Regions from separate parts of the Mus musculus genome. Here region 2 is linked to region 1. Evidence: chromatin loops called from intact Hi-C (ENCODE). Cell type or tissue: gastrocnemius. All regions are shown on one strand.

Evidence for each region. Hi-C counts contacts between places; a loop is a spot of excess contacts. Peaks named below come from ENCODE experiments on the same cell type or tissue, not always from the same donor. Only the 100,000 strongest peaks of a DNase experiment are listed, where the experiment ranks them.
Region 2: a loop joins it to region 1, with 2.3 times the contacts of the local background. A loop is called at or near these places in 7 of 42 quality-filtered maps.

What each region holds. Positions count from the first base shown.
Region 1 is chr6:91,678,314-91,686,313 of GRCm38, forward strand. It overlaps Slc6a6 (solute carrier family 6 (neurotransmitter transporter, taurine), member 6), which reads left to right and starts at 5,754. Exons shown (of 15, transcript NM_009320.4): 1 at 5,754-5,995. It overlaps Gm40387 (a long non-coding RNA gene), which reads left to right. Exons shown (of 3, transcript XR_869270.2): 3 at 1,295-2,436. Gm30628 (a long non-coding RNA gene) reads right to left here and starts at 1,379. Exons shown (of 3, transcript XR_377873.3): 1 at 887-1,379. In gastrocnemius, CTCF peaks have their summits at 4,917 and 6,904; DNase peaks (open chromatin) are centred at 1,044, 1,621, 5,711, 7,022 and 1 more place; H3K4me3 peaks cover 3,467 bases; H3K27ac peaks cover 5,483 bases.
Region 2 is chr6:91,585,359-91,593,358 of GRCm38, forward strand. No RefSeq gene overlaps it. Among named protein-coding and RNA genes, the nearest start is that of Gm40387, 71 kb to the right of the region's middle. In gastrocnemius, no CTCF peak of the experiment used is centred here; DNase peaks (open chromatin) are centred at 3,219, 4,839, 5,180 and 5,872; H3K4me3 peaks cover 926 bases; H3K27ac peaks cover 4,306 bases.

The DNA.
Region 1 (8,000 bases):
TAGTTACAGATCCACGTGAGTCCCTAGATGTGGGCATGGGAGCTGAACTCTGGTTCTCTGCAAGAGCAATATTCTCTCTTAACCATGGAAACATCTCTCCAGCCCCTTGGCTAAATATTGTGATCCATAGCTGGCTGAGAGAAAGAATAGGGTGGGAGTAGGGACTACAGAATCAAAGACCTGGGTACTGACCCCTGCAAAAAGTATTCAGATGTCCATACATAGACTCTTGTGTGTCCTTGTCGGGTCAGGCTGTAGAACCCATCCTTCCCAGGGTTCTCCAGGGGCTTTGCCTCTCCCTTCCCCTCAGGTAGCCCTGGCTCTCCAATTCTGTCTTGATTTTTCCATATAAATGAAACCACAGGGAGTCTGGCTTCTTTCACCCAGAGTGTTCAGAGCTCCCTCGTGGTTCTGCGCATCCCAGGAGTCCTTTTGCTAGAGCTGCAATCACTCAGTTTCTATTTTCCTGTTGATACAACCAGGCTGTTTCCATTTTTAGCTGCCATGAATTGTGCAGCCATTCATTCTTGCACAAGGGGGTAGAATTCCACACGGCAATACCTGGGCGTGGGGTTGTTAGTTCAGAGGCCAAATGTTCAGCCTGACTAGAAATTTCTAACCTTATCTAGAACTGCCAAGCTGTTTTCTACGGCGGTGGTGCCCTCCTATGTTCTTCGCGGGGAGTGGCGATGGGCTAGGGTAGGAGAAGACCAGAAAGAAGGAGGCTCCTGCAGTCACCCCCAGGGAGCTGGCTTGGCCACGCAGCAGTGTGCGCTTGCTTGCTGGTTTCCCTACAGTTTTGCCTCTATCCTCGATGCATTCCCTCCCTGACTCTGGAGCAGTCTGCTCCCTCGGAGAGAGGAGGAAGTGGGGCTCGGGGACTTACCTCCCCAAGACCACATCCGGCAATGGGTTCCCATGATCCTCTGCGCTGGCCGCATGCTGGGCATTGCTAGGGAGCCAGCCTCTTGGGTGCTTCCTGCTTGGGGCTCCAGCTTTGGCTGAGTCTCAGGCTGCAGCTGGCTAGTGGGCAACATGCATTGGGTGGGGGAAGAAACTGTGAGAGAAGGCTCAGAAGTAGAAAGGCCCCAGGCACCCGGGGCATATGGGTAGGAGGAGCACTTCCACATGCCCAGTGGTGGACTGTGCCAGAGACCCTATTCATCGCTTCCCATGAATCATCTCCACTGGATCCACACGGCGGGGGTGGGGTGGGTGCACACTGGTGTTTTGTTTAGTCTGCCTGTATAGATTAGGACAATGAAGTACAAAGTTGTTGTGTTCTTCATTGTAGGTCACACAGCCCAAGGATAGATGAATCTAGGATTTGCAAGCAGGCAAGAGGAAGATTCCTGAGAGCCAGGGTATTCTGATCAGGTTTTATGATGTGACCACTGGTACATTGCTGGGCATATGAACATACTGAAGAAGTATCTCTAGGACACAGTGATGTGACTGAGAAGAGGACCACCCACACACGGCCTAATAGCCCTGTTTGTCTCTTCAGGGTTATACTGGGGCATGGTACTCTGAATTCTATGAGGCTGGCCAAGAAGATCCTCGATCCTTTGCAGAGTTGGTGCCAAGTGGACTTCCAAAGCTAGCCAGATGGCCCAGCATGTGCTGTGCCTCCCTCGGCATTGTGGCTACTCTTGGTGACCTGACAGATAGGGCAGGAGATTCTCTGGCAGGGTCGGGAGGTTTTGTTCAAAGCCCTGATCGATTTGATGTCACTACTGAGAGCTGCTGAATAATGTAGTCTCAGTGGCATTTTACAAATCCCATTCACTGCACGCAGTAATAGCCACGGACCAAAAGCCTGGAACCTGGGCATTACCCTGCACACGTTCCCCAGGAGCTCTGCCTGGACATTGATTTCTCATTTCTGAAATGAGAAATTAGTCCCATTGGAATGTCAGCCAATATTGGCTCGTGGAAGGAACTTCTGCCTGCCTTTCCTTGAAGGACCTTCTAAGTGCCAATGGTTTTGGTGCCCTGTGTGCCCAACAGTTCTCTCTGAATCTTCCAGCTCCCATCTCTGGCCTGGGTCTCAGCTAAGCCTCCTTCAGGACCAGCTAGTGACATGGAGACATTTACAAACCAAGGAGTGCTATGATATCTCTCTGGAGGGGTCTCGTTCCACCGTGGGAGCGTACTCTTCAGTGCTAGATATTTGTGGCTGAGCAAGGGGCTCATTCTGACAATTTTCAAGAGAACCCAAAATTTCCTCTTTTAAACTTTTTTTTACATTCATTCATTCATTCGTTCGTTCACTAATGTGCACGTGGGTACCACAATGTATGTAGAGGTCAGAGTTGGCTCTCTCCTTCTATCATACAGGTTCTGCAGCTCAGGTTGGATCTCCTTTGCAGAAATTACCTTTGCCTGCTGAGCCATCCTTGCTGGCCCTCCTTGGTTTGTTTTTGAGACAGGATGTTATTAAACTTCAGCCAACCCTCCTGCCCCAGCCTTTAAATACTCTCTCTGTGTGTCTGTCTCTTTGTCTGTCTATCTTGACTGTCTGCCTGCCTGCCTGCCTGCCTGCCTCTCTGTCTCTGTGTTTGTCTCTCTGTTTCTCTGTCTCTGTCTGTCTGTCTGCTGCCCCCCCCCCCCCTGTGTGTGTGTGTGTGTGTGTGTGTGTGCGCGTGTGCGTTTGTGTGTGTGTATGTAGGTATGTACATTCAGGTGTTCTCAGAGTCCAGAAGAAAGCATCAGATCCCTTGAGGCTGGAATTAAAAGGTGACTGTGAGCTGCTTGCTGTGGGTCCTGGGAACTAAACTCTGGCCTTCTGCATGAGCAATTGGAGCTCTGTTGTTCTATCTCACTGGCCCCCTACTTATTTTATTTTATTTTATTTTTAAATTGTTTGACACAGAGTCTTGTGTAGCCAAGACTGGTCTCATACTCTCTGTCTCCAAGGCTGGACTTGAACTCCACATCCTCTATCTCCTAGATGCTTGGATTACAGGTATGTGCCATTGTGTTTGAGCAAATTATTTGAGACAGGCTCTTACTATGTAGTCCTGGCTACTCCGAAATTCACTGTCACCAGGATGACCTTAAGTTCACAGAGATTCACCTTCCTCTGCCCTCTAGGTTTAAAGGTGAATACTACCATGCCCAGATCAAAATAACAGTAATAAGAATATCATTATTATATAGTATTATTTTATAATTATATTATAACATATAATTATAACAATTATTATATAACACTATTAATAATGATTATTATCTATTTTTGTTTTTTGAAACAAGGTTTCTCTGTGTAGTCCTGGAATTGCTCTCTAGACCAGGCTAGCCTGGAACTCAAGAGATCTACCTGCCTCTACCTCCCAAGTGGATTAAAGGAATGCACTACCACCCAACAGCCTGAAATTATTTTTTTTTAAAGAGACTCAGTGTCTCTATGTTGTCAGGCCACCTCTAGACTCCTAGGCTAGGCAATCTTGCCTAAGCAGCTGAGCAGGTGAGGGTACATGCATTCATATATCAATTTTGATTCCTGGCAATGAACTCAAATCACGATGGATGGAGCCCACCACAGGCCAAGCAGCAGAACATCTGGGGCTGGATTCAGTTCAGGCTGCCCTGCTTGAGACTTCTGACCGCTCTGACAGTCCATGGCCTCTCACATGTTAAGTTCATACTCCATGCCTGACTGATCTGCTGCACCCACAGCCTGGGGCTGGGTTCTTCCAAAGCTCCCCTGGAAACAAACAGATGGTCTAGGTTTAGATTCCAGCCCTGTGACTCACTGGCCAAGCGTCCCCCAGGCCAGCTATTTTCTCTGTGGCTCAGTTTTCCCTTCTGTAAAGTGGGAGAACTAGCAGTGCTGAGCTCCCAGGGATGCTCTGGGGAGGGGCGGGTTGGCCTTGTTTACATGAAGTGAATTCTACCAGCCGGGAAAATGCTGAAGAAAGGAAACTAACTAAATAAATATAGTAGTTGCAGTGACCCAGATGTCACTCAGCTATGACCCCAGCTACCCAAGGGCTCTGCAGTAGGAAGGTGACTTGGAACCCAACAATTTGGGACCAGGCCAGGCAATGTAGTGCCATCCCTATCTCAAAATATAATACATACACACTTACATACACATACATAAATAAATGCAAGTGTAGCTGAGCACTTTCTGTGCACCAGGCCTGTGATGCTTTGTGTACTTGATGGGAGTTCGAGGACCAGATCTCACCGAGTTGACATTACAGAAGGGGAGACTGATGAAGGCCTGAGCCACCTCCTCCCATTCTTCCCAGTCATCCCTTGTGTGATACTGTGTCGATCATTCTTAGGCTCAGGCCTGCCCAGGCTTTCCGAATTGAATCCCTGGGCCTGCCAGGCCTCTGTGGCCTCCCCTGCCCTGACTCTTTGTAGAGTCCTGTGACACCATGCCTGCAGGCTTTTGCAGCCTTACAGCCCTTGCTTCCTCTGTTCCCCACCCCCACCCTTCTGTCTGCCCAAAGGCTCTGGGCTTCCTGAAGTCTGCTCTGGGTTCAAAACAGCCACTTTCCTACTCTCTGACCTACCCCCTGGTCTCAGCCCTTTGTGCTGTGGGTAATGAAATGTGAGTCTGGATTTTTTTTTTTTAAGACGGGTTTTCTCTGTGCAGCCTTAGTGGAACTCACTCTGTAAACCAGATTGGCCTTGAACTCAGAGATCTGCCTGTCTCTGCCTCCCAGCGCTGGGATTAAAGGCTTGAGTCACACCACCACCTTATTTTGCTTCTTGGTGTCTTATGCCAGCCTAGGACAATGGATTCAGGCTGGTCAGGTCTGGGGCTACCATTCCCAGTTTAAGAGACAGGATAGCCATGCTACATAATTGACACTTATGTGCAGAGAGAGTGGAGAAGAAAGAAAAGGAAGTGGGCAAGCAGAGAGGGGGAAGGCCTTACTGAAGGTCACACAGCGCCACCTCAGGCTCAGCCAGGCTGTGGGTGTGTACAATCAGATGGAGGACATGCTCATTCAAATAAGGACAAGAATAATGGCACACTCCCCATCTCCATTTAAAAATAGTCACATTTGCTGACACTCGTTTGGCACTTCCTAGGTGCCTGGTGTCCTGTTCAGACTCTTTACACTGTTAACCTTGGACCCTCCCAGCAGCCAGAAGTGATGAGTTCCACTATTTTTATTTCCGTTTTACAGATGAGGAAACTAAGACACAGAAGGTCTGGGGAACTTGCCTGATGTCACACAGCCACGACGAAGTCGGGGCGCTTCGAAAACACAGCCTCATGTGGGCCAGGGGTGGGGGTGGGGGTGGGGGTGGGGGACTTGGCCTCCATTATCACTTCCACGGCAGCTCAGCCAGGCTTGCAGAGCTGCACACTGGCCCTGAGAGGACTCGGGGCAATGGGGGAGGAGCAGATTCTGGTAGGGATCTAGCTGCTGCGGCAGCCACAGGCCTCGTCCACAGACCTAGGTGGGTGTGTTAGAGAGCGTTGTGGTGTGGTAATATCAGGACAGGAGATGAGCCAGGGGTCTGGGTCTCTAACTCCTCATCGCCTGCATGAGAGGCCTGAGCAGTGCCATTAGCCACCAGCGTTTGGATGGAGCATGAGGATGGGTGCGCGCGCTCGACGAGGCGAGCTCCGGCTCTTTGTGTGTCCGAGCTCGTGCGCGCGTGCGTGCGTGTGTGTGTGTGTGTGTGTGTGTGTGTGTGTGTGTGCGCGCGCGCGCGCGCGCCCCGTGTGTGGGCGTGGCCGACAGACCAGGCCCCTCCCTAGGCCCCGCCCAGGCCCGGCCAAGCTGGTATTTTTCCACCCAGCAGGATGGGTGATGCGGAGAGCTGCCTGTTCAGACAACAGACACGCGAGGTCAGGGAGAAGCCGCTTATAAATTACCGCTTCCTCCGCGCCGCCGCCAGCGTCGTGCTCCGGGACCTGGTTGCTGCCGAGCTCCCGTGCCCAGCCGCCAACGCCGCGATCGCCGCCAGTCCCGCCAGCCTCGCCAGCCCCGGGCCATCCGCTGTGGGCTTAGCCACCCAGGTACCCAGGGCGTGTGGGCCGCGACTGCAGCCCCCTCCCCGGGCCGCGCTCCGCCACCTCACCGGGTCCCTGCGGGTCTGGCCTCCCCGCGCTCTTTCATCCCCTTCACCCCTGAGGGAGGGACTGAGGGTCTCCTGTTCAGCTCTGCTGGAGAGGGAGTTATTGTTTCCCTGGCGAAGGGGCTGGGGCTGCTGGTGCGGCGGCAGGTGTGTGTGTGTGTGTGTGTGTGTGTGTGTGTGTGTGTGTGTCCCACGGGGTGCCTCCTTGTCCCTGGATGTCTCTGTTTCTGAGAGTGGCTGTTTCTCCACCCTAGGCAGCCGTGTACATGTGCGCCCCGGGGTGTGTGATATGACCAGGGCTATGTCCGGGGCTGCCTTACCTGAGTGTAGTGTGGCCGTGTGGCTCTGTCTTCTGATACACACACACACACACACACACACACACACACACACATCTTGCCTATGTGAACCTGTACGTGTGGCTGTGTCTCCGGAACCCTGGCCGTGTGCACGTGTGTGTGCCCGAATGTGCCTGGATCCCTGGATCTGTGGTTGGGGGCAAGTCTAGTGTCTTCTAGCTGTACCCGAGAGGCCATCCCTTGTGCCCAGTGGGCCCAATGGACATCTTTGGTTCTTCGTAGTATTTAGGAGAGGTAAAAGGGCGGTATGGCTCCAGGTGCTGCCTGGGTGTGGCACGCAGGTGTGACAGTCGCTCCCAGGCTTGAGTAGCAGGGCTGAGGCCCGAAACGACAGCCAGGGGCAATGGGTAGCACCAGCTGAACACATCTTCCTCTAGACTGCTCCCCTTCACTTTATGGGTTCCTCTTTTGGGTGGGAGGTTCTGGTCTGCTCCCACTGGGGAAGCCACACAAGGAACCAGTCTCAGGAACAGATCCTACAGTCCCAAAGCCTCAACCTAGGCTGTAGCCTGGCGGCAAGGGAGGCGTGTGCTCAGCAGGGCCACCGACCTGGCTATTTTGGTCACTGCCTGGCCTCTGCCAGATCCCTGCCTTCCCTAGGACCAGCCCCAAAGGCTTGGGAGACAGCCTGGGCCCCCATTTCCTGCCTGGGGAAATAAATCATCTCAAAGACTGGCCAGGCGCTTGACCCGGAGGGTCCTCGGACTGCGGATTGGTAGCACGTGGCTCCAATTGGATGTCAGTAAATTGGCCTCCGATTTGGCACAGCTAGCTTTCAAATAAATGTCATAGAGATCTTTTTTAAATTAAAAGAAAAAAAAAATTTTTTTTTTGTTGCTGGTAGGGAGGGGATCTCACTCAGAGTCTCTAAGCCAGAAGGAGTTTATTTTTATGAGAGAGCTGGTGAGTGCTTAGCAACGGCCTGCCTGCCTCCCTCTCTACCAGGGAGTCATCGGGGAGTGGGGGGTGAGAGGGAGGTGTTTTAGCAAGATGATGGTGGGTGGCTGGAGGGGGACCTAGGCACCAGCTGAGAACCCACAATAGGATGGTATTGGCAGATGGTTGGAGGTTGTCTTAGGCCTTGGTTCAGCCACTCAGTTAACCTTGGGCAGTATTTCTTGTCCTCAGTCTCTTCATCTGTAAAATGGGTGGGGCATACTACCCATTGGATATGTCAACTGGGGATCCAAGAGTCTTCTTGTCCCCAGAAAGACTGTGTTCCTCTTAATGGTGACCTTGGGTAGTTCTCTTAGCTTGGGCTTGGCTGTCCAGGCGACAAGGACGCTAAGGCCAGCCTCGCCTTGTCCTTGAAGGGATTGAGGGAGATGAGGCTGAATAAGCTTGTGGTAAGCTGTAAAGCCGGGCTCGGCTCTAGAGCTGCTGATTAGAGGGTGTCACGAGGTCTCAGGTCACTGTGGTATGTGGCAAGGGCCATGGTGCTGTCCGGAGAGAGCTTTTGTCCTTTGGGGATACCCTGGTACTGCCTGTAGCTCTGTTGTGGTCAGCCTTCCTGACTTTCTAACCCCCTCTGTATCCACATCTGCTTGGTAGAATCTGGAGGCTCAGGGCTGGGGGAACAGCCCATTC
Region 2 (8,000 bases), 93 kb before region 1:
TAATCCCAGCACATGGGAAATATAGGCAGGGGAATCAAGGCCAATCGCAGCCCCATAGGGAGATAGAGGCCAGCCTAATATATGAGACCTTCTCTTATGAATGAATGAATGAATGAATGAATGAATGAAGCACATATGAGTGCTGTCCAAGGCCCAGCTTTTTATTCCCCCCATCCTTAGGAGGTCTCACAGCATTCCTCTCCATGGCCCCAGCTCCCACTGGACTCTCGCCTGGCTAGACTTCCTCTTGACCTTCAAGAGTCTGTCGCAACTCCAAGATGTTCAGATATTCACCAGAGAGCTTCACATTGTCATGGGATCTCTGGCTGCCATGTCTGCTGCCCCAGTGTTCTGACCCTGAGGGCAAGCCCACCAACCACTTCCTGCCTGGGTGTCTGCTTCCATGTCACAAGCAGGGCCTGTCTGAGGGAAGCCAAGGATGGGTGGAGACAGGATATGGTACAGTCAGAAACCGACAGCCATGGGCTGCATATGTACTTGAAGTCCTGGAGAATTCCTGGCAGGTGGTAGCCTAGGCTTTGGCATCACTAGGTGACATCTCAATGAGACAGAAGGGGTTTTCCTGCAGTTCCTGAACCTGCCTAGAGATGGGACCCAGCACAGAGGAGGACACCCACCTCAGCTACTGCCTGGAGACAGTATGGACTACACAGTAGCTCAGCCACCTTGTTTTCAAGGCAATGTCACTAGATGTCATCAGCAAGATGAGACTCCTGTCAGAAGATCACAAAGGAAGAGCCTTAAAACAAAGCACCAAGCTTCCAGCCCAGGGGCTATCTGTCCAGCCACTGATCTGCAGGCTTAGCTCCTAGCCTGACTCTCTCCCTGCACAGGTACCTGCAGCCGTGGGAGGAGGCTCCTTCTCTGCTTTTCAGACTGTGTTTGGCTCCTGTGTGTATTTCCTGGTAACTGATGTACATGCCTCTTCTCCTGTTACTCGGTCTGTTGTTTGTTTTAACAGGCTTAAAGACTGAAAACTCAAGTTCCCTTCCCCCATAGCTGCTGACACCCTGCCAGACAGTGCCCATCTCCTGTCCTGTTTCTCGGGCTCCTCTCCCCTCAATCTCTCTCTTTTCCCTGTGAGTGTTGTCTCTCCTACATCACTCATTCCTTTCGCTTGGAAAGTAGGAGGTTGTAGAAATGCTTTTCCAGTTCTTCACCCCATTCGTGTTCCCAGGTACAGCTCTAAGAGATGGCTCTGCAGGAGAGTCCAGTTGGTCCCTTAAGGATTCGCATGAACTGCCCAGTTCTTTAGGCTGAATCAGGGTCAGCCCTCACAACTTCCTGGTGAAGTTTATTTAGTTGGGACTTGATTTGCTTTTTAGCTGTTCATCATGAATGAGGTTGTCTAGGTGATAGATATGTAGAACCTTTTTTTTAAAAGCAATATTTACTGAGTACCTATTGTGAATTAGTTGTAATTCTGGGCCTTTAAAGAACAATGGTGGAGACGACAGAAATGTTTGATTTTCAAATGTACCCTCTTCTAAGATCTCTACCTCCTGGCAAAAGGTGCAGTGCTCTCTGAAACCTTGAAGTATCTGCCCTAGTCATCCTGGGTCATGCTCAGCCTTTTTAGATTTGTCACAGCTGTCAGGCTGTGGTGACACACACCTTTAGTCCCAGCACTCCACAGGTAGTGGCAGGCAAATCTCTGTGAGTTTGAGGCCAACCACATAGCGAGTTCTAGGTCAGCTAGGGCTACACAGTGAAACCTTGTCTGAAGCAAAGCAAAACAAAACAAAACAAAACAAAACAAAACACCCAAAAAAAACCCCAAACAATGAAGAAGAAAAAGAAAAAGAGGAGGAGGAAGAGGAAGAAGAGGAGAAGAAAGAAAGAAAGAAAGAAAGAAAGAAAGAAAGAAAGAAAGAAAGAAAGAGAGGGAGGGAGGGAGGGAGGGAGGGAGAAAGAAAGGAAGGAAGGAAGGGAGAAAGAAAGAAAGGAAGGAAGGGAGAAAGAAAGAAAGGAAGGAAGGAAGGGAGAAAGAAAGAAAGAAAGAAAGAAAGAAAGAAAGAAAGAAAGAAAGAAAGAAAGAAAGAAAGGAAGGAAGAAAGCCCTACCCTGTCTCAAAAAAGAGAAATAAGGGGCTGAAGAGATGGGTCAGTTGTTAAGAGCATTGACTGCTCTTCCAGAGGTCCTGAGTTCAATTCCCAGCAACCATATGGTGGCTCACAACCATCTGCAATGGGATCTGATGCTCTCTTCTGGTGTGTCTGAAGACAGCTATGACATACTATGTGCAATTAATTAATTAATTAATTACTCTGTCACAGCTATCAGACCCTGTTTACAAGAGCCAGGAGCAATGGCTACCTGTGATCCTAGCACTGGGAATGGAAGAAGGAGTACTCAGAGCTATTCAGGGTAAACATAAGTTAGAGCAAGAGTTCAAGGCCAGCCTGAGCTGCGGGAGACAGCTTTAAAAATGGTTCCCACTGAGGTCTCAGAAGTCAAGACTTGAGCATGAGAGTCAGAGACATGCCTCAGCCCAGAACAAGAAAGCTTCTCTGGGGGAGATTGAGGATGGGAATCCCATGGATGCTTCCAGAATGAATGTTACAGAGAATAGCAAAGCCGGAAACTACAAAGCCATTCTGGAGGGAGTGAAAAGATAAAAGGAGCCAAGATCTCCAGGGACCCAGAGGGACGCTTATGCCGGACCTTGAGTCATAGGACTAAGATCTGCTCGTTGACCAGTACTCAATCAACAAGTATCTGTAAGTTCTTACCTTCTTAGATCCAGCGAGTGCCTTCACTGGCCTGCTTCTGCCTTTACCAGCCCTGTGTCAGGAACATGAGAGACCCAAGAAACAGACTTCCACAGTTCCTAGCCTAGCCTAAATGCCGGTAAGCTTGGGGTGGCTTGTTACATAGTATGACTGTAACAGAGCTATCGGATACAATTCTCTCTGGAAAGGCTGCTGGTAAGCTTCGGGGTGGCTTGTTACATAGTATGACTGTAACAGAGCTATCCGATACAATTCTCTCTGGAAAGGCTGATGTTCAGAGGTTATAGAAACCCCGTTAGCTGTCTATTCTGCTCCCCTCTCCCCTTCTTGCTGAACCGTGACTCGTGAAGTGTTAAGTATGTCATGACAGATGCAGAAGTACTGGGCCAGGGGGACAATAGACACCGCTGTGACAGAAGCTTCATAGTCCAGCAATGGCAAAAAGCCAGTCTCAGTTAACACTCCCAGCTCATGCTTGGATCTTGAACCTTCCATAAGGACCCCAGGAGACTCTTGAAGATCTAGAACATTCCTTTTTATCTCGTGCTAGATAAGCTCAGCTCCATCACTTACAGCTGTGAATCCTATCTAGGTCACACGGGACATTTATCATGCCCTGCCTGTGTTTCCTCGGTGACAGGTGAGGCTTCTCACAACAGCATCTAACTCCTGAGACTAAACAGAGTGGCCTGCGGAAGCAGGGTCTAGGATCAGTATACAGCAGGCACTCAATCCATGCTAGCCATCTCTACTGCATATCTCAGTCCTGGTTCTGAGATCTGAACCCTCATCTGCCACCCAGATGACCTCTGTGGGTGGGACCAAAGGTGCTTGTGACATCTGCTAGGCACACTTAGCCAAAAGACACTTTTTGACTTAGTGTCCTTAATTAGAAAGAAAGAAAAAAAGAAAAGGAGGAAGGGAAAACTTTTTAAATTGCTGGCATTTACAGAGTGTTAGTGTTAAGAGCCAGGCCCTCACACATATGATATCATTCCCTCAAAGGGCCCGTCCATTCTTGCCCCTGTTTACAGAAACTACAGCAAAAATAGGCAAGAAGGTACAGCAGGCCCTGTCTGCATTCCGTTCCTACCCGGCAGCCTTCACTCCTTTTTTGAAAAAAGACATTCCAAATTTTCTTTGGGGGAGCACTGACGCTCTTTGATGAGTCTAGGGTCAAAGCTGTCAATCAAGTTACCCTGCTTTCTTCTGGCTCACATGACCCAGGCCTGGGTGATCCTGGGACTTTGCCTCTTGAGTCACAGGTTGGGAAAGCCTGCTTCACCATGGCAACATTGTCTGTGGGTCCTTGAGCGTCTACACCCTAAGCACATGAGATTTCCACTCCAAGAACTACCTGTCCCCCTTCCAATGAGGCCCCAGCTATCAAGCTGAAGTCAGGCAGCCACTCTGGGACCTAGCCCACAATACCACAAGGTATTGGAATACCACAAGGCCATGTGGGGTTGGAGGCTACTAACACACACACAGGCTTGAATGCTGGAGGGAAGGGTCTTGTCTGGCAAGAGCATTGCAGGCGTTAGTGGGAAACATGCCCACTGTGACACTAGAAAGCCAAGTGCTCTGTGGAATCCCTCAGAAGTGGCTTCTCATCTACCCTCGACCTTCCAGACTAAGTTACAGTTCCACAGAACAGTTCCCAGCAACCCAACAGGCCCTTAAACCCCTGCCTACGATGCTCGTCTGATGGCAAGCAGTTCTGAATCATCATGAGCCTCCATGGGACCCTCTCCAAGGCTGGGGCTAAGGAGCCCCACCATGTCAGCAATCGGCCAGCCATCTTCCCTAGCTTCACACATTTGAGACCCATACTCCACGCATGGCATACTTGTGTTAAATTGTGTGTGTGGGGGGGGGGGGTTGGGGGGGTGCTTTAACTCTGTTAGTTCAGATGACCTGACTGATATCACCAGGGGGAAGGGCACAGAAATTGCTCTGCAGAAATAAAACATGATTGTGCATTAGAAACCAACATACTTTACAGACGTTCTATTAAAGCATCAAAGTGACGTCTCAGGGTTTGTCACAGCAGGATACCTGGCACTGCCCTGTGCTCCCCACCCCCAGCCAGTCCCCCCAGCCTGGTAAGTGGCCAGAAGAAAAAGTCCAAGGGAGGCAGACTAGAAACAGTTTCCCTAGGAGGTGATACAGTCTAAGGCCATGGTGTGTACAACACACTTGGTGATTAGGGAAACAGTGGTCCTCATGATGAAAACAGAGAGGGTAAGACTTGACTGAAGCCACACAGCACAAAGGAAGAGTGCCTGGAACAGGTCTGCCCACTCCTAGCATTCTTCAGCACCTTGGTTTGTGTCTTTAAGGCACTTCAGATGCTTCCGGCCAGTGCTGATGGTCTGGGATCACACCATCCTAATCCCCGAAGCCACTCCCTTCCATCTGTCTGGTTTGAAGCCCTCCGTACTCAGTACCCCACAGCACCCACAGACAGCACCAGTTGGTGTGGGATCCACAAATGCAAACTCATTTAAATGTCAGCTGTGGCGACACGGGGCTCAGGGAGGCAAACAGGTGACAGAAATAGATGTGACAATCACAGTATCCTAGGCTGTCGGCAGGCACTTCCAGCCCCTCTTAACCCTTGCTTGGGCTGGTGGCTCTCAGAGAATCAAGATACCAGGAACCCCCATCCTGAGGGAAACTCAGGAATCCTCTGTCACTCCTCTAGCATCTTAGATGGGTCCCAGGCTCATCCCACCTGGACACCTTGTGAGCTTTTCTGTTTCAATGAACCGAGTTTTCAAGAAAGATTTTGTTTGCGCAATGAGATCTGATGCCAAGAATTTGGAGATGACTGGCCTCTGTGATTTTCCAGGCAGCTTCAGTTAATGGGCTGCGAAGAAAGGCTCAAGTCCACTCCGGAAGTAGTGGCTGTTCAGGGTCCACCTTTTGCAGCCAGAAGTTTGCCTCCTTACTTATCTCTGTGAGAGGGTGAGCTGTGGGGGTTAATTTTAAAGGAGGAGGCACTTCTGTGGCGTCAGGAAGCCTCTTTGTCTGCTTTGAGGCCCATCCAAGTTTAACTTTCGGTGGGCAGGAGACACCCAACCTCCTTTCCCAGCCTCAGCAGCCCTGGCCCCTCCCCCCAGCCTTGCACAACAAGGTACCAACTGGCACCATACAAAAGCAGCCTTGCCTTTGGATCCCCCAGCTCCAGGGTCTGGGCCAAGCTCCGAGTGGCCTCAATGAGCCCAACTTGCTTTGTTACCCTACTGTCCCTGTGCTTACAAAAAGGAAGAGGGAGGGTGGGACAGCCCCAAGCCACATTTGATTGGAGAACTTTTGTGTTTGGATTTAAGCGTGGCCTTTGTGAAATCTCTCTCTTCTGGCAACTGTGTTCCTCAGCTGAGAGAAGGAGTGAGATCTCCCCTGGGGGAAATTGGAGACAGGGAGGCTGAGCAATAGGGCTAAAGGGAGCAGGCTCTGTGAGGGAAGGACGAATGACTTATAAGAGGGCATGAGAAGCCATTGAATAGGGACCAGCAGACGACAGCGGTGAAACTAGGATGACAGTTGACCACAGATGTGCTACTCAAGAATGGGGTGTTCGTGTAAGGTATCATGCCGCTGTCTGTAGCTGATGGCCATGTGCTGTAGAGTGGGCTCTCTGGCAGGGTTCTGGTACACCTCCATGCCCAGGAAGGGAGGAAGAGGGGAGCCCATGTTTGGTTTCATTAGATTCTGCTTTTGTGTTATAGGAAGGATCACTCACATTATCTTCTCAGGACCGGAGTCAGAGATGGGAGATGGATTATTGGAGGTTCTGAACAAAGTCTGGTTCCTCACACTGGAGCAGCCTGCACAGCTTTAAAGCCAAAACTAAGAGACGACAAACCTCCATAGCATTAGAAGAGGAGGGATCCTGCTTCCTGCCTGGTGGTTACATATTGAGCCTCAAGGCCTTTCTTGACATCATGGAGTAGTGGCCACAACAGACTTTGAAGCCAAACAGCCTGTGTCCGTATTTGGTTCTGTCACCTACCAACTGGAAACCTGTTGTGAATGCCGGCTTCCTTGCTTACAAGGGATAAATGACAAGATAGAGCACTAATAACATCTCTTCTACTGTTTTCTGCGACCATGGCAGACATTACTAGTCAATCAAGATAACTCTCGCTGAGCCTCAGAGCCCCTTCTGTGTGTCCAGAACTCCTCATTGGACATTTGAGGGGCAACCCTTTTTCCTTCTCCATCAGCAGCCACAGAACACAGTTCTTAGCACATACCATGGATAAACACCACTACTCAATCTCTGCTCAGTGCACAAAGTCTTAGTTTCCTCACCCCCAGCAATGGGGAGCTCTCTCTCACTGCCCATTTCATCACTGAGCAGTGCTAAGAAACTTTTCCTCTTAAGTCTCCCTCCTTGCCCCTCCCTATTCACTTCCATCAGTGGGTCTATGGCAGAAAGTTCCCTTCCTCCCAGGGTGTGCTGTCGCTACCGATTTAGGGGTTTTATTTTTAGGTGATACATTTGAACCTTCTGATGAGTACAGCCTTCTCTCAGCTTGCCTGTGCTCAAGCCCAGGCTAGCTAAGCAGCTTTAGCATTCTGATAGACATGTGAGAGGCGGGGTGTGTGTGTGTGTGTGTGTGTGTGTGTGTGTGTGTGTGTGTGTGTGTGTGTATGGATCAGGACAAACAGAGAGGGGGACGATAGGATGACAGATGATGTGTTGTAAAGCTTCCTAGCACACCAGGCCAATGTCACTCCTTACATAAGCTTAATAGCTTCTCAGGGGGATTGGGGCTACATCCAGGGCCTCATTGTTAGCTGATTAAGGCTGATTATTCCAAGGGGAGGGGGCCATGAAGAGGGATGTGAAGTTATGTAACTAACCACTTATTTGGATTTAATCTATGGTTCTAAATTTAGGAGGTGGAAGGCTTCAAAAATGAGCTCTTGTCATTTAAAGGTGGCACTGGCCCTAGGGGTAAGGGGTATGGGTCCAGCAGGTCGCTGAAGCCAAAGGCTACAGGGGCACTTTTCATTTAGAGGGGACCTCAAGGTTTTTGTCCTACAGTATTGCAAAGACTTGCAAGAGAGCAGTGCACCTGACGAGTAGAGGAAGACAGTGTGGTGATAACGGGTGAATCAGAAACCAATGTCCTTCAGGCTGGAGAGCTCTATAAGAATCTGGAAGGTAGTGTTTACCCAAGAGAAGGACATGTGTTCATGTGTGTGGTCATCTCCAACTGTACTGTTCCTGTG